Linked DNA regions of Mus musculus: region 1 is linked to region 2. A link is a loop called in an ENCODE intact Hi-C map of the cell type or tissue named here. Cell type or tissue: left cerebral cortex. All regions are shown on one strand. Links, peaks and the distances in the headings refer to the core of each region. The heading gives the core; the rest is flanking DNA.

The links. Peaks named below come from ENCODE experiments on the same cell type or tissue, not always from the same donor. Only the 100,000 strongest peaks of a DNase experiment are listed, where the experiment ranks them.
Region 1: it touches region 2 in a loop (5-fold over the local background); 4 of 42 quality-filtered maps call a loop at or near these places.

What each region holds. Positions count from the first base shown.
Region 1 is chr1:104,767,190-104,776,410 of GRCm38, forward strand. Cdh20 (cadherin 20) reads left to right here and starts at 1,331. Exons shown (of 12, transcript NM_011800.5): 1 at 1,331-1,709. In left cerebral cortex, for the core only: a CTCF peak has its summit at 2,291 (motif pointing left); DNase peaks (open chromatin) are centred at 1,347, 1,726, 1,943, 2,212 and 8 more places; H3K4me3 peaks cover 4,285 bases; H3K27ac peaks cover 5,357 bases.
Region 2 is chr1:104,897,869-104,907,089 of GRCm38, forward strand. The region is part of intron 1 of Cdh20 (cadherin 20); the gene reads left to right. Among named protein-coding and RNA genes, the nearest start is that of Cdh20, 130 kb to the left of the region's middle. In left cerebral cortex, for the core only: no CTCF peak of the experiment used is centred there; DNase peaks (open chromatin) are centred at 4,182, 4,887, 5,739 and 6,630; H3K27ac peaks cover 919 bases.

The DNA.
Region 1 (9,221 bases), core at 695-8,694, 130 kb before region 2:
TTGTTTATATAGATCATTTGGCCACAGAGCATTTGCATGATCAATCTTTGAATAACGTACTAATCCAAGCAGACTAAGTTCTTTATTTGGGAGCTCAATGATGGGAAGAAACCCAAAAAGCTCTCACCGGAGTACTGTAGGGAAGTAGACAGGCAGAATCAAGTAGAATCTTAGCTGCTGGTCAGCTGTACCAAAGCTGCAATTAGTAACCCTTCCTGCCTCAGTAACCTCCCACTCGGGGTAGGAATGGAAGTGGTCCTTTCTAAACATGCTTTCTACGTGACCTCAGGAAGAAAGGTCAGAACTGTGAAACAGGAAGTGCCTTCTAGATTGATCATGCCTAAACCAAATCCCTCAGGTACTGTTTGATTGGTTGATTGACTTGAAGCAGGATCTCTTATTGGCCTGGAATTCACCAAGTGGGCTGGGCTGGCTGGTTAGTGAGCCCCAGGGCTCACCCTTGATCCACTTGTCTCTATCTGGTGCTTCCATTTTCCTTTTGTTTGTTGGTTTGTTTTTTATTTTGTTTTGTTTTGGCTTAGTTTAATTTGGCTTGTTTGTTTGTTTTTTCATGCGGGCTGTGGGAAACAAACTGAACATCTTGTTGGAGACACTCACTACACACTGAGCTAAATCTCCCTAATCGTTCTGAATGATTGACAGAAGATGACTTCACAACATCCCTACTTAACCCATACACCGAAAACTGTAATAGTGCTATGAGGATAAAGAAATCATGACATTTTCTAAACAGTCCACGAATCAAGCTGCCTCTCTCATCTCCCCAGGACCCATTCTCTGAAAACTGTCAATGGAGTGGGGCTGAATCCTCAAGGTCAAAGTGTTAACACCATCTTCTCTCAGACCCCTTCTTTTTTCTCTTTTTCTGTTCTTATCGTGGACTGCTTCTTCCAGAATCCAGAGTCTTCTCAAAATAAGTCACCTCAACTTCCTGGCAAAGTTTAGATGTACTCCCACCCCTACCCCCAACACTCACACTGGTGTCTTCCTGCCCTCTGTTCCCTTTCATCCCTCTCTGGGTTAGCACTTTCTAACTCCCCCAGCCAATAAAGGAGTTTAAACATTTAAATGCGGTTTTTAAACTGCATTTAAAGAATTAACCCATTTTGCCCCTCGCTGGTCTAAACCACGGGGTGCCAACCGGACTTTAATTGCTTTCTTCTGGTGTGGTTCCAGACAGCTCCTCAGAAGGAAGGAGCGCACATTCCTGGCACCAATTGGCTAATTCAATTTACTTCAACGGCATTAGCCTCTGTCAGAATATTCATGAGCGGGGAAACAAGACCCGCGGTACACGCAGGAGGCAGCCACTCGGGCTAGAAAACGCGCGAAGGAGGGGAAGAAGCGGACCGCGCGCTGGTCTTAAAGGACGGTGACCAGAAGAACCAGGCAGCTCTTTTCACCCTCCTGGCAGAGAGCTGAGGGCCGTGGGCATCAGCGGATTTGCTGCTCTTGTCATCAGCTCTCCACTGCCAGAGATCGAGCGGAGACTTTGGAAACATCCGAAGGCTGTAAAGCTGTGACACTTTTGACTTGGGGGGAAGGGGGTGGGGCGGGGGCACAGAGGCGAGCTGAGGCGAAGGGACTCGGCAGGACACCCGTTCGCCCAATGAGGAAGGCAGCGATATGAGCTGGACACCCGCCACTACGGAGTCTCCACGTCTCTGGAGAGTCGCCGGCTGTGCCAGGTAAAGCTGAGGGCTCCCGTCGGTCCCCATGCATCTGGCCCCAGGCACAAGAGGTCACTCTGGGGAAGCCAGGTGCACTGTGCACAGTCCAGCTCTGCTTAGCGCCTTCCCCTCAACTCTCCGCCGCCTAGGGGACCTCCCTGCCGACCTGGGTTCCACTTCCTGGGACTTTTCGGGGACAGGGTGCAGGAAGGGATGTACTCAGCTAGTGGCATGCTCTGTGTGTAAGAAAGCTGCTGCACAGCGGAATAGCCAGGCAGGTGGAGGGTGCTGTGCACTGGAATGTGCTCGCTGGATGATGGTGACATGGGGAGCGCGGGGTGCCAGAGCGCTTAACCTGGGCGCTTCGCTTCCCTTGAGGTCACCAGCATCTCCATACTGCCAAGGGAGAGGATGCCCGAGTCCCCAACGAGGTAGTTGTGCTCAGAGCTGAGGATCCTAGGCACCCAGTGACCGATCCTGGCTCTGGGATGAGAGGCGCCGCTGCAACAAAGCTCAGCGGTGGGAGGAGAATGTGGTGTGGTGGTGACTCTAGTCCCTGCCACCTGCCGGACATCACCAACTCCCCGGATTTCCTGTCTCACAGTCCTGGCAATCCCTGGGAAAGCTCTTAATGGAGCGCGGGTGGTTTGAGCTCTGCTTGTCCTGCTGGTGGTGTTTGGAAGAGCCCGGAGGTGATGGGGCGAGTAAAGGAGTCAGAGAAGGTGAAACATTCAGATCTACAAAGAAAATGCCTCCGCGATATCGCAAACTGTCCTTAGCACTAAGACAGAAGCTTTGCTGGCCTCCAAGCTGTGGCAGCTGAATATGGGAAGGGGGTGGGGGGGGGGGGAGGGTTACAGCTTTAAGGCAACGCCAGAGTCTTTTAGTGATTTCCTAGCTGAGCTTATGTACGGGAGGAGGAAGTGGGGCTGGAACCCTGGCACGCGAGAATAGAGGAGTTAAGCGCTGGGTAGATTCGTAGATTCGGAGTTTACTGTGAAATCAAAACAATTATTATTAACGTTGTTTTTACATGCTTGGACATCAGGAAGATTGGAGTTTGGGACTTTGATAATAGCAGGGAAATTGAGTCTGTAAGCGCTGTCCCTCACATAATGTAAGCGGACCTCCTCTGGTCTCTGATTTGCCTCCATCAAAGAAAACAAATGCCTCAGAATTGTAGTGTCAGGGACCTGGCAGAGGATTGTGAACTGTATCTAGCTGAGAACAGCACAAACAACAGAAAGTCTTAACAGTAATGCAAGGCACTGTTTCCCTATCCACAATCCGTCCTGTCTCTTCTCAAGGTGGAGGCAGAGCCACCCTGAACTCCATACTTGACCCAGCTTTTCCTTCTGCTGCCCCGGGTACTCACTTGCTTCCAGTTACAGAACCCCTACAGCCTTTTGAGCTTCCTAGTGTGAGCAACCTTCCCTTTAGTTTTAGGAGGAAGCCTCAAGGACACCTGAGGTTGGTTGCTACCCTCTTGGCTTAGCCCTTGATCAGATCTGTTCCAGGGCACAGGCTTGGCCCTGCTGAGGAAGCAGAAAACAAGGCAGGACTATGGAAGTCCTGGCAGTCACTGCGTGCAGGAGATGAGGTCAAACCTCTGTGCTGCCCACATCCTTTCCTGCCAAAGAAGAAAGAGAGACAAATAGTGTGCAAGTAGGACATAGATAAATGAAATCAAGCTCCTAGAGTCAGCTGGGCTGTGGCCACTGACTTTGGGGTGACCTTTACTGTGCTTCCGATTTCCCCTTTGCCAACGCACTGAGCAGTCTTTCTGATGGGACTCTACTCAGGAGATGGTCTAATTTTGTATTTTAGAAAGTGCTTTGAGCACACTGAGAAAGGACAGTCTATAAACTACGACATGTTAATGTTCTGTGAAAAGTTTGCTACTGCACAGGTTAAGGAGGTACATTTTTAGCAAGTGTGCCATGTGGCAGTGTGACATTAAAATGGAAAAGCAAAGTACAATCATAAAAAAATGACTTAGCGTTCTTGACATTTTTGTGCATACTTGTGGGAAAGTTATCTTTAATTTGGGGAGAGTTGCTGGGGAATTTATTCAATGTTTGTACGACTGGACCACTCCCCTCCTACCTTTCTCCTCAGTAAAATTATATGACCCAGTTCTCACCAGAGAGGCACTGTGACTGTCGTTAGCGCTGGGGGTTGAGAGGAGAGACTGAGGGTTGCTAGGAGAATGTCTGCCAGTTGGGCTTTCAAGACTGGAGGTAAGGTGCAGAGCAGTTAAGTGTTCTAGAATGATGAGTGAACCCAGCATGGCTTTTCCTGTGTGCTCTGATTCACTCCATCAGATGGTGTGAGGGGTCCTTTTGCTACCTCTGTTAGGAAACTTCAAATCAGTGGTTCTCAGCTTGTGGTTTGCATCCTTTGGGGGCCAAGTGACTCACAGGGGTCACCTAAGACCATGGGAAAACACAGAGATTTACAATTAGAGTTATGAAGTAACAACATAAATAATTTTATTATTGTAGTCACAATATAAGCAGCTATGTTAAAGGGTTGCAGCGTTAGGAAAGTTGACGACCATCACTTTAAGTGATGGCAGTGCCTGCTCCTGACTTTTGCACTGGAAGGACTTCTTTTTTTCTTCTTCCAGACTGGAACAGGGAAGTATTTACCATCCCAGAGGACTCAGAAGTCTGTTTGCAGACCCTGATGTGATTCTCAATTTTCCTCTCATTCAGGAGCTGCTAGTCTACAGCTGTTGATGAATTTAAATAAATGGCTGGACCTCATCAAGAGAGCCACTGAGAAACACTGATGTCTTCTGGTGACAAAGCTAGAGAAAGGCCTTTGAGCTAGAAAGTTGAGAGTTTTGAAATGAAAATAAAACCCTGATTTCTCTCTACCCATCTACCAATTCTTACGTTTTCCCCCTCATAGTAATGAGAACTGTTTACTCAAGCATTTTATTTACTTAGTTGTACAGTCTTGAACTTTAAAATGTGGTTTGTCTAGTAGCAGTCTAGGGAAGGAGGTAAAATGTACAGAGACACGGAAGGAAGAGCTGCTGTGGCTAGGACATAAATCAGCCAGGATATATGGGGGGTGATGAGAATAGGTCTTTTCACCCTTAAAAAAAAAAAGAAGAAGTCCACTTTGGAAGAAAAAGAAGTCTGATTATTGGGATCCCAGCCTGAAACTCAGGCAGCTGATGCCGAGAGGAGCCAAAGGGTGGTTCTTCTTAGTTTAGAGACAGCAAGACAGCCTCTGCCAAAGGCGGCTGTAAACACGGGATAAAGATTTCATTGTGAGGTGGTGTGACTGGAATAATTACAGCTAACTGTCCATTCTAACCTGCAGTGCTGCAATCAGGGCTGCAAAGCAACAAAAATAAGAGCAACTGGGGACATAAGAAAGTGGCATTTACTACTTTCATTTTCCCTTCATTTACTTCGTGGCAGCACTTGGTAGTGGTTGGGGTGGAGAGAGTGGAGAGCTGAGCCATCACTCTGTGACCCCCTTCTATTCTGTTTTGACTGGGGACAAGATTTTTCATGTCTTAAAGCCAGCATATGATGCTATATTAAGAATAATTGTGTTCAATACCTCCAATATTAATTAGTGAAATATTAGCCTTTACTTTCATTGTCAATGCAATCAAAATATATAAAAAATGTTACCAGACCCTTGTTCTTCTTTAGCGCTTTTCACAGGCATTTAAAGTTCAAGGAGACAATTTTCCATTCTTGATACTTATTAATTTTCTCCTTTGAAATAAATTGCACACAATGACTAATGCTGTACATTGCATCAAAGATATACCCTCCTCTCGATTTATATCTGCATTTAAAGACAAAAGAAAACATATTTTGAATGACCAAGAATGTCTAGGCAACTGAGCATTTGTAGTTATTAGAGGCATAATAGACAGAAGAAGTTGGGAGCACAGAGAGCAGGTGACCCTTAGTGTTCAAGACAGGCAAGTGGAAACACATGTATTCATGAGAGAGCATACTCCCACAGTCCTAATATTGGCATAGAACATGGATCGAAGTTGTTTCTGCTTGAATTGAAAATGGGCTATCTTTAAGTGTCAGTGTTAAGTATAATTGTTCTGGGAATAAAAAGCACTGTTATAGAGAAAGCATAATGAAGTAAGATAAGGTCATGCAGCCTTGAGGAGAGAAATACTCAATTTCTCTTGGATAGTCATCTTGTCTCTTTGTTTAAGAAGGATGACACTATCTTTACTAACCTTTAGGGGTTTTATCCACCATGAATCAAAAGGTACCACAAAGGCAAAACACTTGCTAGATGTTACAAAATGTAAATGGTTCAAAATATAGAACTATCTAGCTCTCAGCAGAAAAAAAATCTATTTCATGAAATGCACTTTCTATAGCAATTAAAAATAGAAAGTCACATTGCCACATTAAGTTATGGCAACAACCCATTTTAAAGAGAAATTTAGGCTTTTCACATTTAATTGCTATTCATGGCTTGCTGAGTAGTTTTCCAGAATAATCCACCATCTCTTGCTAACAGAGATGGTCTAGTTGAGAACATTCCTAATTACACATGGACTGACAATTTTAGAACCCTGGGAACACTCTACTTAAAGCATTACTCAAGTACAACACAAAATAAAATGGCCCAACTTGCTTCAAAGGATGTCTTAGCGTTTAAGCGACCATAAATCAGAGAGCATTTGGTTTGGAGGTATATCAGCTCAGTAAAAGAGGAAAGAAGCCACAAATCTTGACTGCTTTTTAAAACAAATAAAGCTTCTTTAATTCCATTCACTTTTTCTACAAACATAAGCATCAGTTCTCTGCAACTGTACCCGTGCCAAAAATACACACATGGGGATGACAAGAGGGTAAAGGCGCTTGCTGCCAAGCCTGATGATCCAAGTGTGATCCCTAGATCCACATGGCTGAAAGTGAGACTGGACTTCAGAGACTTATCTGATCTTTATGTACATCTATCAATAAATCACACTTGGAATTCCTGAAATGATGGTTTTGTTGCTTTTGGTTTGGTTTGGTTTGGTTTGGTTTGGTTTGGTTTGGTTTGGTTTGCAATTTTTAGGATAGCTTGGCAATCTGAGTTTAGAGCATGTTCTGGTGAATGTAGTTGTCTCTTAAGAAAAAAGAGACATCTCTTATAAAAGAGATTAGAGTTTTAGTTCCTAGCTTCCTTTATAGCTCCTAATTTGAATTTTACTTGTGGTATCATCTTAATAAATATATGATGTTTTTTTTAACATGGTTTTTATCTTTTGTGTTGTGTTGGGATAGTATTGAAGTACTGTACTACTGGGCTTTGCCCCTAGCCCTTAATTTTTTTAAGGAAACTTTAAGAGTTAAATCATATTTAAGGTATATAGCAGGATATTATAACACACATTGAAAAGTAACATCCTTACTTTAGTCAAACAGACTGAGCATCCCCACCATCTCACACAGTTGCCCATCTTCCTATGAAAGAACAGCCACCATCCACTCATTTGGGCAAAAGCGTGCTACACTGTGATGCTCTCAACTACTGTCCCCAGCGTTGAACTTGTTTCGCTTCCACATTTCTATCCTTTGCTCTACATCTCAACACCACCCCCAGCCTTGACCCTGGTGAATGGTGCTTTTCTTTTTCTTTCTACATCTCTCTCCTTGCCCATTTTTACAATCATATAAGTGAAGTCATGCAATATTATTCTTTCTCTGCATAGTGTATTTACTCTGCTGAATGTGCTTCAGGTCCATGCATATATAGTTGAGTAATACACCTTCATATACATGTGCCAGTTTATCCACTCACCAGTAGCTATACCTGGACTGCTTTGTACATTGACTGCTGTGGCTGGTGCTTCAGTAAACATGAATTTGAAAGTGCTATTACAAGGTGATGACCGCATTTCTCTTGGTATTCTTTCAGAAGAAAGAGTCAGAGACATATGGTGGCCCCATTTGGCTTCTATAGTAAGTTCCATGTTGCTTTCCATGATGGTGGCTATTTTACTCTACATTTCTGCCATTAATGTACAAGAATTCCTACTTATCCACACCCTCATGAACATTTATTACTTCTTTTAATTATCATAAATCAATGGTAGCAGCTCTGAAGTGATGTAATGATTTTGATAGTCATTTCTCTGATGATTAGAGATGTTGAACACCCTTTCACCATTTGATGTACTTGTATTCTTATTTCCCCTTTAGGAAGATGTTTATTCAAATCCTCTGCTTGTTTGTTTAATTTCAATGCTATGTTTTCATGTTAGGTTGCTTGATTTCTTCATAATTCTTGGACACTAAACCCTGGTCTGACATGTGATTTTCAAATCTTATTTCCTATCCTGTAGGCTGCCCTTTCATTCCAGTGATGGTTTCTTTTATGTGCAGACTTTTAGTTTTGATGGTTTTCTATAATGTAAGTAGAATTAAATCAATGGCATGTTCAAGTTAGATGTATTCACTCTACTTAAACCTAAATTTCCTAATGGTCTTGTTTTTTGTTTTTTGTTTTTGTTTTGTTTTGTTTTGTTTTTTAAACAAGCAAGATGTTCCCAATTGTAGTAATTATTGCTAAGGTTACATAGTGAACATGGAGTAGACAAGAGAGTAGAAACTCTGCAAGTTAAGCTGGCAGTGGTGGCGCATGCCTTTAATCCCAGCACTCGGGAGGCAGAGGCAGGCACATTTCTTAGTTCAAAGCCAGCCTGGTCTATAAAGTGAGTTCCAGGACAGCCAGGGCTACACAGAAAAACCCTGGCTTGAAAAACCAAAATAATAATAATAATAATCTTCAAATTAAATACTTGTACATATTTTTTTATTTTAGTTCAGATACTGAATTGCTTCTATTCACATAAGCTACTTGAAACGTGCAGTCTTTCTATAATAAAGGAGATGCTATCTCTTGATGTTTTTCAGTTGTCAGGCACCTATGTTTTAAGTACTGAGTCCCAATCACACCAATTATTATTAAATTTCTGCATGATCTTCTTGTATCACCTAATTATGGGGTAATTAATGAAGGGAGTACCTTTTCCATGACAAGGGCTACATCTGATGGTCACACAACTTTTTGTGACACATGGCCAAATGTCAGGCTCAACTATAAAACTGCAGCCCTGTGCTTACAATATCTGGAGGCACCAGAGAAATTCAAGGCCTCCCACTCACATCATAAACCTGTGACCTCTAGCACTGCCTTACAGTAAGATAAGTTGCCTTATCTTTCCATGCTAAGGTTCAAAATCAGATGCTTCTGAGGAACCTAAATGTAAGTAAATTGTACCCTGTGTTTTATCCTCGTTTAAATGTTGAATGAACATGATGGTTTTAGGCTTTTCCAGAAAACACACATAGCATAATATATTGGCACAATTGGGATTCAGAGGTCATTAGAAATTCTAGGTAGAATTATCATGAAGATTCAATTACCTCTTGTTTCTTGACAAGGTTGATTACTAGGCTGTGGTCAAAGTTGTTTAGAAAAATGTGAAGTGCAGCTTCTTTCCTCTCTGCTTGACATCTTTGGGCAAATCAAATT
Region 2 (9,221 bases), core at 325-8,324:
TTTTGCAACAAAAATATACACAGTACATTAAAAATACAATATCTTAGTTAAAGAAGTTTTATTCTACTTCATCTCACCTTTCTCCTAAAAATACAATTTCTACTGTTCCAGCTACCTTCTAAAAACAGATCCCGAACAGAAGACCACTACCACTTAAAAAATCACATAAAATCTGAATTACCCATAGGATCTAGGTACAATTATACTTTATTTTGATTTTCATATTTTTTGTATTATGAAGCAACCTTCACACTACAACCCCAACCCCAGGGAACATCATTCACATGGCATTTTATGTAAGCAGTGTTCATGGAGCATGACAGAGCATCCTAGAGTTTGATAGTTCCTACCATGGTATGGTGTTCAGGGGACAGTTCCTTAACAAAACTTCAGTGTGAATTCAGAGAACTAAATATTTGTTCTGGACCTGACTCACTGTCTTTGACTTGGGGGGAGGGGGACCATCTAAACCATACAGACCTTGCTTTCAATCAAGTTAAATTAAGGCCCCGAACTAGTCAAAATGATGAGTTCTAAAATCACTTCCAGATGGTAAATTCTATTATTTCCAATGGAATATATGAAGAAAATTCACCAGAGATTTGATAGGCATGTGGCCAAATGCATAGCTATTCTATGCTTAAATGGGGTTAGCATTATCAAAGATGAAGAACCAATATAAAACTGACAAAGCTAAAAAGACTCACACCCAAATGTAATGTGGAATTTTAAATTGAATCCTGAAATAAGAAAGACACTAAAGGAAAAAATGAGAGAATAAATACAAAATGTAGTTTCAATAAATAAATCAATAAATCTGATTTTAGGTAAAATTTTTAATAGGACAGGCTGTAAGACAAAGATTCTAGAATCATTAACTTTAAAAACTAGGTCACCTCTACTTTCAAATGTTCATTTAAAAATCTATACAGTACAACTCCAGTGATTTTCTGTGTGTTGGATTTCCTTAGTATGAGTATCCTGAAAGATTATGGTCCCACTCTTAGCCACATAGTCATCTTCTCAGAGACTTAATAATCATAGATATGTGCCAGGTATGAGAGGATGAGATTATAAGAACTCAATCAAAGGAGAAAGGTGATTTACCATAAAGCCATAAAGGTCATTAATCATGCAGGGCATGGCAGCATACACATTTGATGACAGGCAGAATAGGGGGGTTTCTGTGAAGGCTAGCCTTGTATAGATAGTGAGTTCTAGTATAGCCAGAACTACCCTATACTTTAAACACACACACACACACACACACACACACACACACACAACCATATCATTTTCTGTTAAGTAATATAAAAAATTATCATATTATTATTTGTTATGTAAATAGAATAGTGATGTTACATACCTTTTAGAATATTTATAAATTACTAAAAATGTTAAAATAGAGCTACAACATTCTAGACATCTTTACTACAGATCTTATAGTCACAGAATATGATCCTCTGACCTTGTCAGTCAATAGGTTTCATAGACCTGTGTGGTCCAGAATCTATCATCTGCTGCTTATTTAAATGCTTTGTCCTAAAATTTGGATTCTCCTATTACCCTTACTTGCCCCTAAATGAGCACAGAAACCAAGAGGCTGGTACATGATAAACATTAGTTCTTTTGGCTCTAGGAGGCAGAAGGGGGGGGGGAAGATTGTATATACATTTGTCAATGTGTACACCTGTGAATACACAGAAATCAAAAGTTCACCTGCTCTACCACTGCTGACCTTATTGCTCTGTGATGGGGTCTCTTACTGAACCTGGGACTAGGCTGGTGGCCAAGAGACTTTAATAATCTTATCTCTGTCCCCTCCCTTATTAGCTGGGTCTTTATGTTGGTGCTGAGATCTGAACTCAGTTCCTTGTCCTTTTTGGAGAAGTCCTCTTACTGCCAAGTTGTCTCTCCTGCCCTGGCTACATTTCTTTATTGTGCTCCTTCAGGTTAGACAATGCAGAGCTCAAGCTGTCCTCGATGTTCTGCAGGATTTGGGAAGTAAATGCCTAGGGCTTCATGAGCCTGTATTCTTCTATTCTTTGTGCTGTTTGAAGGTAATAATCATGTAAGATTCATTTCTTGTATTTGGTGTTTAAAATACAGAAACTATGCACCTCACTGATGGAATAGACTAGTTAACCTTTCTTTTGAGCTATCACTGGCTCCCTTAAAGAGCTAATCCTCACTGACCGCTATCAGATCTATCATCTGGAAGAAACAAATAAAAACCTTAAAACCTGGAAAACAGATAGCAGATCTGTTGATTTTTTTGTCTTGGACTTTCTTCAGAACTGAGAAAAAAATCCTTGTTGTTTCAGTCATTCCGTGATAGACTACCACAGCATCTTGCCATACCCAGATTGGTTAGCTAGGGAGCCTTTATGTTTTTAAAGTGTTTCCATTATAGAATAGCTCTCCAAATCTAGGTGTTTGTTTGTTCGTTTGTTTGTTTGTTTGTTTGTTTTTACTAAAATTGTCCTGCTCTCAAGATATCTTATTCCAAACTTTGTCTCTTTGTCTTTTGGGGTCTTCAATAGTTATGCAATTATATAGTCTGTTGAGCCATGAATAATTTTTAGGTTTTTAGACATAAAAATAGTATTAAGCTTAGAATTCCTTGAAGTTTGGAATAAGATATCTTGAGAGCAGGACAATTTTAGTAAAAACAAACAAACAAACAAACACCTAGATTTGGAGAGCTATTCTATAATGAAAACACTTTAAAAACATAAAGGCTCCTTAGCTAACCAATCTGGGTATGGCAAGATGCTGTGGTAGTCTATCACAGAATGACTGAAACAACAAGGATTTTTTTCTCAGTTCTGAAGAAAGTCCAAGACAAAAAAATCAACAGATCTGCTATCTGACAAGAGCCTCTTCCAGAGAATCTATGGCCTTCTGATTGTATCATCTTTTGTTTGAATCAGAAATCTCCTCACTAAGGATTTTATTATTTTTGAGAAGATTTTTGGGACAGATTCTCATTCTATACCCAAGCTGATCTGAACTCATGGCAATCCTCTTGCCTCAGCCTATTAACTACTGGAGAAAAAAAAATAGGCTTGAGCCACCACCTCAGTTCAAATTTATGCTCACAAAGTTGCTAATCTCATTCTCTACCCTTGTAACCTAATTCCTTCCCTGAGTATTAATGTTCTACACTATCATATTGGGAATTGGTATGTCAATGCACAAATCCTGAAGAACAAAAGCATTTAGTCCATAAGAACCTTTTAAACCAGTGCTCATATTACCATTTTCATTGTATAGATAAGGAAGAAGAGGCATTTTTAATGAGCAAATCCCCTATTCTACCACACACTCCTTCCTGGAGGGGTCAATTTCTCAAGTTGTCAATATTTTGATGATTGGTCATCTGTTGAGGTTTGGTCTTCTGATATGTATTGAAAGGCTAAATACTGGTCCCCAACACCTAGTTGTCTTCTGAGACTAGAGAATGCACTTTCAGACCCAAGTATCAGTATATAACCTTGTCCCACAAGTTATTCCTGATTGGTGAATAAAGACACCTACAGCTTATAGCTAGGTAGAAAACAGGCAGGGTTTTGTGTTCCTGGGCTTGTGGTTGGAGGTGGGGTACCATGAGGAGGAGAGGAAAGAAGTTAGAAAGGGGAGAAGAGTCCAAGGAGTAAGAATCTTGAAAAAATCGTCATGAGGGCTGTTAAGAGCATGTTAAGAGCAGCCCAGACAGAAGATGGCAAGTCATATTGTGGGGTTATTGGCAGGGAAGTAGACATAATAGGAGGTAAATACCTGTTCAGCTCTAGTATATTAAAGATTTATTATAAATATAAAAGTTGTGTGTCTTTTACTGGGAATTGAATACTTAAGTTGGGGTAGAAACCCCAATTAGAGGTTAAATATCTACCACAACAGTCACCTGCCGTTTGACTGGACAACATCTGGGTTAACAGGAGCCATATATAATTCACAGACTTGTTTAAAGGGTCAAATAAAAGAACACACTTTGGGTTTTCTCTTTTTAAGCAGCTATTCTAAATATATAGGGAGTGCATGTAAAATGTGTTGTAAGACCTTAATCCTCTGGGAGAAACAGACCATTCTAGAACCAGGCTAAGCCTCTCCAGGCTCTGCTCTACCCCCTTTCTATAAGTAGGCCTGGAGACTCCATTGCCATGGCAACCTACAGCCAGCTTCTGTGTGACCCAACACCATGGCTGCCTCTCATCTCTCTTACATCTAATTTTAAAATGTAAATCTACAGTGAACAATCTGGATTCATAGCTGACTCCTTTTATTAGTTACTCTCTTAAACACATCTTAAGAACTCACACATTGAGCACAACATGATTTAAAATCATTGTGTCCTTGTGCTCTGAGGATCTCCCCTGCCTCCCCCATGTCTTATTTCCAAATCTGTTTCTTATTCTTCTTTTGCCCTCCACCCACTTCTATCTCACTGTTAGTGGCTACATATTGAACCAACATATCACTTATTGTTTGTTAAATCTCAAAATAAGGTGTTCTGAAGTTAATGAGAAGAGGTATTTTGGAACATTCAAAATACCTCTTTTCAAAATGAAATGGGTGACAATGCTGCCATCAAAGGTATCTTGGAAGGTGTTTCTTTCTACATCAAGCCACATAGCTCCCTCTCTTTCAAAGTCAGCCAGCAATTCTCAGTTCTGTCACACAATGGACAAGCAGCTGTCTCCATGGCCCTCTTTGATTCTGCGTTTGGCTGTAGAACCCCCCTCAGGTTGGAGAAACCAGAGAACAGAGGTCACAGCTGATAGGTCCTCTGGTTCCTTCAGGACTGAGTAGAAGCAGAAGGGCCCATACATGGGAACCTAACATGAAGGTAGACTATGCATAAGCGTTTGAGAGCAGAAGTCAAGCTTGCAAATACATGCGAAGTAATGAAGGCAAATTAGCCTGGAAGTTGTGTTTGTTGTGTGGGAAGGTGATGGCAGAGTAAATCTTCCAAATTTAAGTGGATTTTGTGTTAATTGCTGAAAGTACATAGACGTGTAGCTTTAAATCTCACTCGTGGGGAGCTGGTGTTGAGCTTTTTGGTTTCTTTTATTATCCTCTCAAATGACTCCATTCCTTGTTTGTGTTTACTTGAGAAGCACAGATCTATTTCTGAATAGGTCTACAACTTTAAGTGCTTTAAGAAACTTCTTTTTAATACTAGCTAGTTAATTGTATGGCAATGGCTCCTAAGTGGAACATTATATCTATCAGTCTAAGAGCTGCTCTGGATATAACAGCTTCAGTCATGCCACTATAATTGTTTCTATTATTATTATTTAGAGCATTTGGAGAGCTGAAAATTAAATATGCCTCAATCCACTACTATCCTAGTCATTGCTCATCTTAGTGCTAAGTAAAGACTAATGAAATTTTACCAAGACCAATAAAATTATTTTCTGAATTTTCTCATAATGAAATGCAGGTCATTGTAAACAAATGTCTTTCCTTCTCTTTCCTTCTCTGCAATGGGGAGGTTTTGTGTGCACTGCCTTAAAAAAAAAAAAAACAAAAAAAAAACAAAAAAAAACAAACAAAAAAAAAAACATGCACTTAGTGAAGAGAGATTTGAAGTAGCAGGAAATGGACAAAAGTAACCAGTATTCAAAGGGAATCCCTGTGAGCTTGTGTGGGAAATAACCCGAATCCCGTGTCAGTTACTTTCCTTGTTGTTGTGACCTACATTCTGACAAAAGACAGCCTGTGGGAAGAGGGTTTATTTTGGTTCCAGGTTTGAGGGTACAGTTTACTGAAGTGTGGACAGATGGCAGAAGAGCAGCTGGATGAGTGTGTAGCTGCTTGCTCATATCTCACTGGATCAGAAAGCAGAGACCGCAAAGGACCTGAGGCTAGACTATGGCCCTAAGGGATTAACTCCAGCAACTTACTTCCTCCCCGCCCCAACGCCCCCCCCCCCACCTCCAACCCCACACTGGACCTTGGCTTTTCAAGGTTCCACAACCTCCCACAATAGCACTTGTTAAAACCCAAGATCCTGAGGACAAAACACCCAACAACCAGAAATGGACACATATTGAGAGAAGGACCAACTGAGCAAATAGACCTAAACCACAGGTATGTGTGTGATCTAGCTAGCCCTGAGTGCTCATTATAGAACCCACCCTATTGACAGCCATTTGTGAGCCTTACAAATGCAAATCCTCAGGGCCCTTCCCACACTGGCACTGACCTATACAGAATCTCCATGTTCACAAGATCTCGGAGTTTTCCGTTGCACATTAGATCTGAGGAACCCAGCAACATCATCTCAGAAAACTCTCAGGGATGAAGAGAAAGTCCCCATTTAACCTCCAGGTTTACTGAGGGATGTGCTAGTCCCTCACTTCAGGGAATACAGGTGCAGTAGTGATCCTGCAGGTGGGGGACTGGGGCTTTAAAGACCCAAATCAACCGGCACTATCTGGGGCCTGGAGCAGGAGAGAGGGAAGAGGGGAAAGTGGTGTGCATTTCATTCCGGCTAACTGTTGTAAAGAAAAGCTCTCCTTGGAGGTGCTTGACTTTCTTCCCTGTGTGATGTTATTGGATTTGATTTCTTTTCTTCCAGAGGACACATTGGTTTCAAAAGCAATGACCTAAATTCCTTATTCTACCCAGACACTTTCCATTTGGCAGCCCAAAGCAGGTTTCGCATAGACTGAGCTCACAGCTCACTGAATAGGATTAGAATTTTGAGTTTGAAATTCCACAGGCATTTTAGAGTCAAGAAAAGGTTTAGGGAAATAAATAAACATTAACAGGTGACCTTGTTATAATTCTGCCAGGAAATGCTCATCTCGGAGCCATCTTGGATTAAGTTTCTCTACTTAGCCCTAGGTTCAAAACAACAGATTTTATGCTAAATTTCATGTAGGGAAATGACAAAAAAAAAGAGTATACTTGGATACAAAATATATGCAATTTAACTGCAGTAGCAGCAAATATGGCAAATATATATAGTAGTGTGACCATGTAGAGATAAGGGGGACACTGTATCTGGTTTCCCTACAACAGCTGGTGCCTTGACCTTCACTCCCTACTAAGAGTCCACTCTTGATTCTGATTCTGCACCCATGAGGCCTGCTTTAATGCAGCTCAGATTCTGAAACAATCTACCTGGGGTGTTGTCAGATCCTGAGGCTGAAGTTTTAATGTCCCCAACTGCTAATCCTGTACATCAGATACCAGCTGTGTGCCCCAGGATGTTAACCCTGCACTTCCAACCAGCCAGTCAGGGTGCCTACCACCCCTTCACCAGAGTTGTTAGATTTGCTTCAGGGTTCACAGAAAGGAACCACTGGGTTTTGTTTGTATTTATTTGTTTGTTTTTAAGTAAAATGAGATAGATGTTTAAAATCTCAAGTATAGAGCTGATTATGGCAAAGTCAGAACAGGCATATGGAGCCATCATGGACTCCCTCCTGAGAAACCTCCACTTGTTCAGCTAGCCAAAGGCTCCCGGAATTGTGCCCTTTTAGATTGTGGAGAGTCCCTTCGTAAGTACAAGAGACGCATAGACAACCATGTAGAAAGGGGATAGGACAAAGAGTATGGTATTGTGCTGGTAGGGACTAGCACCTGTGACTCACATTTTTCCAGTAACAGAATGTGACCTAAAACTTTACCAAAATAGCCAACATTATTCTATTTTTGCTTTTTTTTTTACCTTTAAAAACAAGGAATACTCAGTAATCACGCTAATCTAAGCTACATAATTAGTAGTTCATCAAATTTCTATCAGAAGAATCAAGGGTGTCTTGGTCCCCTCTGTGGTAGCAAACAATAACAGGAACTAAAAGCTTAAGACTCTAGTGTGCGTAGTGCTCACGCCTAAGATCAACATGCTGGAGGCTTAGGCAGGAGGATCTCAAGTTTAAGGGCAGCCTGAGACACTTTGGGGTGAGGAGGGAAAGGCCCTAGGATAAGACTCACTACTAAAAGTGGAAAGGAACCCTTAAAGTTTGACAGCAGCACTTCTACATGACTCACCTGAGGCTCAGGGTAGCAGATAAAGTTAAGACCAACAGCTTCATAGAAGGGAAGAAGTTCACATTATAAATACTACAAACAACTCACAGTAACATGAGTCACTCATTGATAACCTGTGAATGTTTAGAAAGCACCACTCATACTATGTTACCATTCTCGACTGAACATAGAATGGTAAATTACCCCTGTGTTTCCAGTCCTGTGCCAATATTCAAGTAGATGCCAACTTCCCAGACCAGAACATTCTCGCCTTCCTCATGTACTGTTCTCCCAGTGTTCTTTCTGTTTGGGAACCTTTTCCATTCCTTGTGGGCTCCTGGAAAGACACCTCAGAGTCTGTTTCTGTTTTCTGGCTTCCACCAATTATCCTGACTCCTCTCTATCACCTTTTTATCCAAAAGAGCCCCACACTAATAAACTAACATCCTCCTGGGAGTAGATTCATGGTTATTATCAGACTCTGGCCAATTTCCTAACCCCAAAATATTAAATGCCATATCCTCAACTATGAAGTGCCAGGTACTGTCAATAAACATGTTTGAAAGGTATTGAAAAGGCGGGTGGAAGGGTTCTTGGCTTTCCATTGTCACCTTTATATGGCCATTTGTCCCAAGAGCAGACAAGAGTCAAACTGGAGCAAGGTCTTTTCAACATATTCCCCCCAAAACTCAAAGGACTTGCTTGGATTCTCCCTCCTTATACTCAACATTCCCACTCAAACACTATAGTGTGTGCTGCCTTGTTAATCTTGCCACTAGTGAAGAAATGTGTGTGAGACAGGATGCCCAGGAAAGAAGCTGTATCTACTCTGATCAGATGGGATGTTGTACTCAGTGGCAGAGCACTTGCCTCACATATGCAATGTTCCAGGTTCAATCCCCAGTACCAATTTTTTTTAAATTAACAAATATGTTGTGAATGTGTCTCCTCAGTGGCTAAGATCACTTGTTGCTCTTGCATAGGACCAGAGTTTGGTTTCTAGGTGACTCATAATCACCTACAACTCTATCTCTGGGGGATCTGATGCACTCTTCTGGCCTCTGTAGACATCCATAGTCACTTGTGTATAAATACAAACATGTGCACTTAAAATAATAAAGTAAGTCTTTTAAAAATAATTTTAAAAACTTCAAAAGAAATGTAAACTCAAAAGACCCTAAGCCAGAGATCAAGAAAATGAAATGTGCACCCTCCCAAAAGGCAGCGTTATCAGT